2 separate regions of the Homo sapiens genome follow, and region 1 is linked to region 2. Evidence: chromatin contacts called from ENCODE Hi-C or POLR2A ChIA-PET data. All regions are on one chromosome and are shown on one strand. The core of a region is the stretch at or near the end of the contact, and the rest is flanking DNA. Distances in the headings are between cores, read along the strand shown.

The links. Hi-C counts contacts between places; a loop is a spot of excess contacts on that map. ChIA-PET counts read pairs that join two places held with the same protein, here RNA polymerase II (POLR2A). Pooled maps may share reads with other maps.
Region 1: a loop to region 2 is called in a map of mammary epithelial cell, with 6 times the contacts of the local background. The contact joins two enhancer-like sites. A Hi-C loop is called at or near these places in 4 of 168 maps with a recorded cell type or tissue (A673, endothelial cell of umbilical vein, mammary epithelial cell and 1 more), 1 of 37 single-sample maps with no recorded cell type and 16 of 50 pooled maps. POLR2A ChIA-PET finds 5 or more read pairs at or near these places in 2 of 52 experiments (HepG2 and activated CD4-positive, alpha-beta T cell).

The regions. Positions count from the first base shown.
Region 1 is chr18:58,138,064-58,143,683 of GRCh38, forward strand. The region is part of intron 1 of NEDD4L (NEDD4 like E3 ubiquitin protein ligase); the gene reads left to right. Among named protein-coding and RNA genes, the nearest start is that of NEDD4L, 97 kb to the left of the region's middle. Within about 2 kb of position 2,693, at least 2 of the 41 ENCODE cell types and tissues checked have a DNase peak (open chromatin) inside an H3K27ac peak, as active enhancers do.
Region 2 is chr18:58,491,044-58,496,063 of GRCh38, forward strand. The region is part of intron 12 of ALPK2 (alpha kinase 2); the gene reads right to left. Among named protein-coding and RNA genes, the nearest start is that of MIR3591, 42 kb to the left of the region's middle. RefSeq lists enhancers at 2,148-2,649, 2,650-3,149 and a silencer at 2,926-2,975. Within about 2 kb of position 2,675, at least 11 of the 41 ENCODE cell types and tissues checked have a DNase peak (open chromatin) inside an H3K27ac peak, as active enhancers do.

The DNA.
Region 1 (5,620 bases), core at 1,443-3,942, 350 kb before region 2:
GCCGCCCCACTGAAGACTTCCTTCACCTCTCTTGGACGTTAGGGTTTCTCTTTGATGGCTCCTCTCTTTTTCTGGGTTTCTGATATTTTCTGGTTGAGTGGTGCTACTTTCTTCTAACCTATTTTTATTTCATTAAATAAATAGGATTCACTAAATGGATTTCATACCCATGGGTTGTATGATTTGCACTTTGAAAGGCACTGGGCTAGATGACCACTTTGAGTGATGCTGAGGCATTGCTGGGTGACTTCCTTCTTTCCTTCTTCCCTCCCCTCCTCCTCTTCCCTCCCCTCCTCCTCTTCCCTCCCCTCCTCCTCTTTCCTCCCCTCCTCCTCTTTCCTCATGAAGCATGTGCACAGGTGCATCCCTGATGCTTTGATCAGGTATGGCCTGAAAGACAAGCCATTTTAGTTAGTTTTTGGATACATTACGAAGTAATGTGGGAAGTAAGCATCTTCACCTGTCCCTCTTCCCTCCTTGGCTGAGGGACAGTGTCCTAGTCAGTTCCATGTGCTGTGACAGAGTACCATAGGCTGGGTGGCTTAAACAAAAAACACTTAATGCTCACAGTTTTGGAGGCTGGGAAGTCCATGATCAAAGTACTGGCATATCTGGTCTGGTGGGGACCTGCTTCCTGGTCTGCAGATGGCCGTCACCTTGTTATATCCTTACATGATGAGAGAGAGAGAAAGCAAGCTCTGTTGTGCCTTTTATAAGAGTACTAATTTCATTCACAAGGGCGCCATCCTCATGACCTGATCACCTCGTAAAGGCTCCACCTTCCAATACCGCCATCTTGGGGATTAGGATTTCAACACATGAATTTTAGGGGGACGCAAACATTCAGTCCCTGACAGGGTTAGGCACTGTGTGGCTGGCAATCACCAGGATGCCTGGAGCCCTGCCGGGACCACGCTGGCTCATTTCAGCCACCCTGGATGAATCATCCAGCCTAAGGCCCATGCCTGGACATTCTGGGTCCTCAGTGCCTTGCCTTTATTTTACCTGATATAATCCTTCAAACGAAAATGCTTGTACTTATTTTTGATCACTTAATATACTTGGCCATTTAACAATACAGATTAAACTTGTGTTATTCTGTTAGAAAACTGAGAGATTGTTTTCTGTAGTCTTTGACTGCATGCATAGTCTAGGGCTGGACTTGGGAGGAGAGGATAATTTGGCCACAATAGGATTCCTTATTATCTGTCTCTTCCCTCCCAACCCCTCCCCCGACCCCCGCCCCATACAGGAGACCCTCAGATACATTTCTGTCAGTACCCTCAGTTACATATTTTGGGAGACGTAATACTTAATGAACCAAAACTCTGTTTTGCTGGCAGGGAAAAAAATTGGGCTGATACAATCAAGATAATCCTATCAACTTTAGGATTATTAGGAATGTTGATAATCCTATCAACATTCTATCAACTCTGTAATCAGAAAAATATATTTAAAATAATGCGTGTTTGTTAAAAATAACCAAACAAAATACAGAAAAAAGCAAAGTAAAAATTGACAATCCCCTAACTCCAGTGTTGGTAGTTAGGGACAGAAGAAGGGTGGAGGATGTCTTTTGTCTGTGTTACATGATTACAGCAAAAGTCACTCTTCATTCTGGTAGAGCCATAGAAATCTGGCCGAGCAGAGGCAGCTGTGCCTGAGGAGCCTGACTTCGAATCAGCTGTGTTCATCTTTGCTAACCTCCCAAAGGGAGGAAGCTCAGGAAACCACCGTAGAACCCCCTAAAAGGGGAGGGTGGCTACAGCTGAGCAGGTGGGGGCAGGCAGGAGTGGAGAGAGGCGAGGATGATGAGTCAGGCAGGTGAGATGGAGGCTTTGTAGGTTATGTTAAGGCTCCTAGACTTAGCATTTCAAGCAGGGATGTGACCTGATCAGATTTATATTTTGCTTGCATTGCTGATGGACATTGGTTCAGTGCTCATTGTACTGGAAGGGTCAAGAATAGAGGCAGGGACCCAAATTTAGGGGGCTTCCCAGGGAATCCAGGGGAGAGGTGTTGTGGCCTGGACTAGATTTGGAACATCCAGAAGGGGACTGGAGCAATGACATACCTATACCTAGTCCCAGAGGGCCCCGATCTAGCTAAGGACAGAGCGTGCAGTCTTGCAGCTGCTGGGCTGATGACATGCTGGGGAGTGTATACCTGGGAAATTCTGGTACAGAGATAAAGGAAATGCTCAAGCCTCCACCTATGAATTTGCCCGGTGATTAAAATCATACTTCCTAAGCTTTATAGAAGCCCTCTGTTTGTCCCACAAAGGGCCACTAGCACAAGGAAATACATAATGTGTTCCCTTGTCATTTTATAAAAATGTAGACTGGTGCTGCCTGCTGTGAAAATGCCAGTCAGGTTGCTTCCTTCATAGTAATCAGTGGATTCTTTTGTCCATTTCTGAGTGGAGGATTAGCCCTCTGTTTGCCCCACAAAGGGCCACCAGCACGAGGAAATACATAGTGTGTCCCCTTGTCATTTTATAAAAATGTAGACTGGTGCTGCCTGCTGTGAAAATGCCAATCAGGTTGCTTCCTTTATAGTAATGAGTGGATTCTTTTGTCCATTTCTGAGTGGAGGATTCCTTTCCATAACGTGGTGTATTTGCAGTGTTTCTCTCAGAGGAGGAGTGCCTTTCTGGTGTCATCTGTCCTGTTGGTGGCAGAGTTCTGCTGCTGAATTAAACCTTTGTGTCGGCCTTGGCCACTCTTATGGCTCTGCTGGAGGTAAAGCCAGTGGAGTGGCCTTGTGGCATTTGCTCCGAGTTGTTGCTCATTTTTCTGAGATTATCAGAGGCCTTAGAGGGAAGCATTGAGGATTTCATTATGCTCCGATAACTATCACGTTGTCAATAATATGGTTCTGATAAGAGTGATGGGGGATGGTGGGGTTTTGTGAGTTGACAGACGTGGGTTTGAGACCCAGCTCTCCAGTCAGAAGCCAGCGCCAGGCCTGTTTCTCTTCTCTGAGTTTTAGTGTCCTCAGGTGGAGGGGAGGATAATATTAATAACACCTTCCTGATGTGGCTCCACTGGGCTGGCCACGCCATGGGCACCCAGCACGGGGTGGCTGCCCTGGTTCGTGTTAACCATCAGCAGGGTTGGAGAGCTCCCTCCTTACTGGTGTTGGAGGTCATTACCTGGCGGGGGATGTGGTAGATAAAGCACCTTTTATTGTCCCTACACAAGGCAACTATGGGGTAACACAATATAAGTTATTCAGATTAGAGAAAATATGAACTCTTGCTACAGTGTTACTGCAGACAGGCACATATGGTTTGTTAGGATGACATTTAAAAAAAGTCATTTTGAGTTACAGAATAAAATCAAACAAAATTCCTTTAATCACCAGGGCTGGGATGGAAATAAGGCAAAATGTTGATTCCTTTGAAAGACAATTTTTGGGTTTTTTTTGTTTTTTTTAAAAAAACTTTATGTGTTGATGGTTTACTCTGGTCTAGTCGTTCCTACTCCTATTCTGAAAGCAGGCCTTGAATTCCTGATTGTGTACAGGATTGTGTACAAACAATCAGGAATTCATCATTCATATGAAGAAGTTCTGTTTTTCCCTCTAGTGTCATGAATATTTTCATGTACGTATATGTTATGTGACTAGTGTTAAGAATGCATGTATTATATATGTGCATGCGTCTCATTTACATTGAATGTAGCTAAAAGGAATATTTGAAAAGTATACCTTGCCTGTCTCCAATTTCTACATTTCAAGTTAAAAATGGGAAATAATCTTAGAATCCATGCCTGTGGTTCATAAGCCTGGCTCAGCTCTTGCATTCCCAGCTACTGTCTGACGAAACTCACAGGAGCTGTGAAAACAACGCTGTTTTGTGAAAGCCAAGTAGGAGCTTAGGGTCATGGCAAACTTCAGAGAAATGTAAAGGAGCAGGCACTGTGGGTTTTGTCTACCCCACCCCCCCGACCCCACTGCCTTCCAAAATTTCTTTCTTTTTTTTTTTTTTTTTTTTTTTTGAGACAGAGTCTCGCTCTGTCACCCAGGCTGGAGTGCAGTGGCGTGATCTGGGGTCACTGCAAGCTCCACCTCCTGGGTTCACGCCATTCTCCTGCCTCAGCCTCCCGAGTAGCTGGGACTACAGGCACCCGCCACCACGCCCGGCTAATTTTTTTTTTATTTTTTGTAGAGACGGGATTTCACTGTGTTAGCCCGTACGGTCTCGATCTTTTGACATCGTGATCCACCTGCCTCGACCTCCCAAAGTGCTGGGATTACAGGCGTGAACCACACCGCGCCCAGCCCCAAAATTTCTAATTGAATTTTAACCTTCCACTTTTAAGTTCTGATCCTGATTTATAAAAACCTATGTAATTTTCTTCAGCTTTCAGAAGGAATGTCTTGTATCTTCCTATGGGGGTGTTGGGGGAACTGATATTGACAGAGGTCCTCTGACATTTCATAGCCTGGCAAATAGGGTCAAACATGTTCCAGACCTCAGAGGATTGCTGAGGATAGCTTTCTACTTAAGCTAGATAAAAGAAGTTTTGGGAATCTTACCTTGCACTCTGTTTTGTAGAAACAACTGTGTTTAATATATTTCTCATTACTGGCTGAATGACCTGTATGTGTTCAGGAGATCTCTCTATTTACCATTTTAATGCCACATATTTAATGAGCATTCAGGCCCAGACTGTGAAGACTCTGGAAATGAGAATTTTGTTTCCTATCTCCTGTGCTGTAACAAAAGCAGCTTAAAAATTGCAGTGTATAGACCTCACCTTTTATCATTTTTTTTTCAGATTTTTAAATATTAATATTAAGGGTCTTTATCTCAGATGTTTGTTGTTTACCAGGTCATCAGTATCTGGACGCTGGCAGGGTCCTTAGCAATGGAGGGAGGGAGAGGGGGTCCAGCCTGCATGATTGGATCAGTGTTGAACCTGTCCCACCTGTGGGGAAGAGGCAGCATGCGGAGCAGACAGGTGCCTGCTGCAGGTCAGGAGAGCTGGCCCCAAGTCCTGACTTGGAGGGAAATGGTACATATTAATATCCTTTAGTGCCAGGTACTGGCGTAGCTAGTTTATATGCATCACTTGAGCCCCCTTGCATCACTGGCATCACTTCAAGATAGACAACAAGGGGAATGCACATCATATCCCTGTTCACTGGCGTTCACTGGTAGGGAAACTGAGGCTTAATAATGTGCCCAGGTACACACAGCTGATAAGTAACCCTGCACCCTCGATCTCACAGCATGACATTGGAATCCACCTCATTAGACAGAGCTCAGCTGCCTATTCTGTCAAAAATGTTGAGTTGTATCAGCTGCAGTGTCTGTAGTATTCCTAGACATTTCTGTGATTCTCATAAGTATCTTTGAAAGGGGGCCATTTAGTTTATTTCTGCATTTCTCCCTTATCTGCCGAAATGCCCGCAGGCTCTGGGACAAGCTATAAAGCTCTCCGTGTTATGCTGTGTTGCAAACCCAGTGCCAGTAATGATGCAGTGCTATTTAAAGATAAGAAAGCAAGCTCACAGAGGGAGAGCGCAGCAGGATGTTTATGTTCCAGAAGCATAAACACATGACCTGTGCCCGTCCCGTGTTCTTCGTCCATGTCCCCAGAGAGGCCGTGGA
Region 2 (5,020 bases), core at 1,425-3,924:
ACTGTCCTAAGCCCCAGAGCTCTGATCCCCAAAGGGCTGTGCTGGTTTTATCTGCAAATGGGAGTGAAACCACCTTTGCAGAAATTATAACTGAGAAAATTGTGACAGTGAAAGAGATCTGACTGAACTGACTCCGTCTTGCTTCTCACCTCCAAGCTCTCCTTGTTCTTTCCTGGGCAGAGGCCAAACTAACTTGGGGAGGAACTTAGTTTATAGTTTGACTTTGAAACAAAGACGGTAACAGCCCTTTCCCAAAACAAACTCCCTTCTTGCCTGGGAACTAGACTGCCTTTGCAGGACTAACAAATTAGCCAAAAGATTAGAAATTATGGTTTAGGAGTCATGCAGCTGGAGGCTACAAGGTTCTAAACTTCCCCAGTTTCTCCTAGGGATGACATCACAATTGTAAAACCTAAGCCTGGTGCTTGAGATGTTTTTCAGACCCTGCCCTCGATGGATCAACTGGCGCCTCCCAGATCAATAAACTGGCTCATTTAGTCTTGTGGCCCCCACCCAGGAACTGACTCAGCACAAGAGGACAGCTTTGACTCCCTACGATTTCGTCTCCCACCTGACCAATCAGCACTACCCCCACTTCCCGACCCCCAATCCCCAAATTTTCAGGGAGACTGATTTGAGTAGTAATAAAACTTCAGTCTTCCATACAGCTGGCCCTATGTGAATTAAACTCTTTCTCTGTTGCAGTTCCCATCTTGATAAATCGGCCATGTCCTGTCTAGGCATACAGGCAAGGAGAACTTGTGGGGCGGTTACAGGAGCCTCTGCAGGGCCACAGGGCAGGTAATTGAGGTGAGGGAGAAGCGCGTCAGCATTCCCACTAGGTACAGGCTTTTTGAGAATTCACCATTCAGAGGAGCAGCTGGGCTGACGCCCTGGGTGGCAGTGAGGGTGGATAGAGGCAAAGCCACATTTCCAGTGTGCTCCAAGTTGCACAGCGAGGGCTGCAGGGCCTTCCGTATTGACAAACTCTGAATCCTCACGAGGGGTGCTCACCACTCTGGAACATCACTCCGCCGTTAGTCCCTCATTGTTTTCCCACAGGCTCCTTCCCCTCTGCCTTCAAACAGGCAAGGTCTCTTTAGACACACACACACACACAACACACAGAGGCAGACACAAAAAGACACAGACACAGATATACACACAGACACACATGCACACACATACACAGGGACACAGACACAGAAACAAAGACAAAGACACGCACACAGACATATATACGCGCACACACACACGCACACATTCCCCACACCTCCTTTTCTGGCTACCTTCTAGACTTTTCCTTGTCTTTAGTCGACAAACTTGTTTAGTTGCTGGCATCTTGGCAGCACATTCCCTCTCTGATCTGTCATGAGGCTCCCACCTGGTGACACTACATTGGCTTAGACCTTCCTGAAGGCAGTGATAACCTTTTTCTTGTCTATTCTGGTCTTCACCCCATGCTGTCCACTCAGGCTCTGTCACCCCAACCCTCTCAGCCATCCCTGTACCTGCCTCGTGCTTCTGTCTCCTACTGGCCACCAGTCTGTCCTGCAGGGGTGATCTCGAATCTACCAGACTTCTCTAGACGTTCTCTCTGTTCAGATTCATCTCTGAAGCTGGATGACAAGCGATGCAGCACCTGTCCCTGAGTCCTCAGGTCCTGGGGAATGGACTGGGCAGAGGGACAACTAGGGAATAGGGTCAGGAGTGGGAGGAACCCATGGATCCCAATTCCAGACATTTCAACAGAACTGTCCTTTGTAAGACTTCTGGGTAGAGGCCAGGATACTGCTGTGCTAGTCCCTCCATGGAGGGGGCATGTCCTGGCTGGCTCTGTTGGGCCTGGGAGACTCCCCCATACACTGAGAGCACTGCTATAGTAGGGTCTGCCTTGCCAAAAACTGCGAAAATCACCACTGTTCCCTTCAGACTTCCCTCCAGCCTCCAAACTTCCTTAATGGCAAAGACTGGCCACATAAATCAGCCAGCGGGCCAGCCAGCCCTACTACAGAATGGGCTGACCGGATGAAGATGGGATGCAGGTGGCCTTCCAGGACAGATGACCCTGTGGCAGGCGGGGACAGGAGCTATCTGGGGCATAAAATTGCCTTTCTCAAGCTGACAGGCCTGTGAGATTGGTCCGCTGATGCCTGGCATTGGGGACTCAGCTGAAATGTTTGGTGTTCTATAGTGACATGGCCCTGCTATGAGACACTTTAAAGGCATCAGGAATTCTGTTCCAATGTCCCTTTGTTTCCTCTCCTGGCAGACTCATGCATTGCTTTAAATAGTCTGCCTGGAGTCACCACTCATGCACATAAGCCTATTCTCGGGGCGTGTTTCTTCGGATTAGATTGTTTCTTCCCACCTCCAAGTTTGTTTTGGCGCTTCCTCTCCAGGTACGGTGGTGGCTCGGCCTTGTGACTGGGCAAAGCATCCCAGGTGGCTGCCGTCCCCTCCATCTGCTTGTGGGCATTGAAGGCAGAGCCTTTCTTTTGGAACTCAGCTTGGCCGAGTGTGGGAGTCTATTTTGATCTTTTCTCCTGTTCATGGCCAGGACCAGAGCTAGGCACGCAGACCCCAATGGAGCCTGCTTTCTCAAGGCAACTGTCCTCCTGCTACATGAATGAATCATCCAGGCTTCTGTCCAGGGTCTCGGGAATTTGGCTTCCATGTCAGGGACGCTTGACACAAGCCACACATCCTTAAGCCTCGTCGTTCCTTCCTCCGAGGGTAGAAAGATGCAAGGCTGGCTGGCAGCCACTGCGAGGGGTGTCCTTTACGGCTGTCCATATTAATCTTATTTTGGTCTAATGCTTACTGCCAGGGAAGAAATCTGCTAATGGTACTTTTCTTTGTTTTATTTCAATCTGGCAACAGGAAATTGGCTTTTTAGGGGAGACTACAAAGGGCAAAGTATTGGTTCTGGTGCCCTCTGGTGGTTGAACTGCAATCTCGTCGCCTCCCCGGGAACTCCCCGACTGGCTGGAGAGAAGCATGAGTTTGCAGTTCGGCTCCACTGCACGCATGGCTTTAGATCGGTCTGGAGTTGGTTAGGTTACGTTTCCAAATCTCCAGTTATAAAATTAGGCCTTTTTTCCTTGTGTAATTTCCAATTAGAAATTTGTTCAACGGGTTAGTATCTTGGGTCTATCTAGAAAATGGATTACTGGATGTCAAAACAATCTTACTTGCCATACTTTGTAACCTGAAATTTTTGTACTCAACATTTGCCAAAAGATTGAGGTGGCTGAGGCACAGGGGATGTGTTTCCAGACATAATTATATCTCTGGCTCCCAAGAGAAATATGACATACTCCTGTTAAAAGGAACATACAATGAAGTAAAGTTGAATTAAAATGAGTAAGTCATGACAATTCTCTATTTTATTTTATGAGATTAGAGTAATTACTCCTGAAATAGGATCATAGCCTTTGACTTCATTGAACAAGACAGCAAAACAGGTTGCATGACTGGGGTGTCAGCAGCCAAATATATGGTCCTGATTGAGACATATGGGAATTTTTTTTTTTAAATGACACACGGAGCACTGCTTCTTATGGTGGTGCTGTTCCCCCAGCTGAACCCTGCCAGGTACCAGCCCCCCCATAGAACTTGCGACTCTCCCTTTGCATCATGAATGAACTAAGCTCACTCACAGTTGCTTGCTAAGAATCAAGAGAACTTGCTCGATCAACCCTTATTCCTCCATCTTCTCTCCTGCTGTCTGCAGTCTGCGATGCTCGCCTTCCTTTCTTCCCCAGCTCATTTGCCTCCCACCTGGACTTTCCTGTCTGCAGAGTGCCCTTGAACTTGAGCCCTTTCCAAGTCTGTCCTCATGAGTTATCTCCCTTTTGCAGCTTTGACATTCACTGGAGAACTTTTTCAATTGTGCCTCGCCTCCCAGCATTGAGGATCTGCCGTTCACTTTGGGGTGCTGACTTCAAGCAGGAAAGACTTCTTGACTCCTGCCAGCAAGCAGGCTGCCCCATGCCCCATGCCCCATGCCCCATGCCTCCTCACCTGTGAAGTGAGGAGGTCGGGCTTGATCACTGGTTTCCACTCCAGAGGGGTTCCCAGGAGCCTCTAAAGAGGTCTCTCAACCACCTCTTATGCTCTGTTTGGAGAAGTTTTACCTTTTCATCAGTTTTTCAAACTGTGATTGTAAGATATATTTCTTTTGGGAAAAAGACTGTGGCTTAAAAAGGTAACGTTTAAAGAAAAGTTTTTAAAAAACAAAAGACAAGAAGATCTAATATCCCTGCCAAAGCTCTCAAACACTTCAGAATCTCCTCCTCTCCCAGCTCCTGCTCCCTGGCCTCTCCTTGGGTGGGAAGGCAATGAGTAAGTAATACTTTATAGACAGCATTCTGCACTGGGCTCCAGCCGTCAGTGCTTCTAATGGGTCTTGGGCAGCTGTCCCGGGCCAGATAAGTCACATTAAAGCTGAGAACAAAACCAAAGGATTGGATTTCTTTTTAAATCAGGAGGGGAAAAAATGTACCACTTGAAGCTCCCAGTCGGTCTGGGTTCCTGGAAGCTGTTGACTTGAATTTAAAAGATGTCTTCAATAATCATGACCATCTTCATTTTTGAAACTTCTTGGGCAGGTTTCTTCTTTGTTTTGGTAGAGAGTTGTTCTAAATAACAGCACGAAATTTGCCTACTCTGGTGTCAGGCTAAGACATGAGGAGCGAAGGGAAACTAATATTTATCTAGCTCACTTCCAGTTTCAGGGGCTAGGTGTAGATTAACTGGGGGAATACTCAGGGCAAGCCGGAGTGTCCCCATGCTGTACATCACTGACTTTAAGAACTTAGTCACATGCCCACAGTCACACAGCTGGTATGACGAGAAGCCAGGATTCAAACTAGGGCTGGCGGATGCTTGCATCTGCAAGGTTCTGCAGAACACATGGAGCCTGGAAAGGAAGGCTCCGTTTGGAAAATCCTTCTGGGGTCCAGAAGCCTCCATAAATAGGGCACCATATAATTTATCTTCTAAATGGGTACACTTG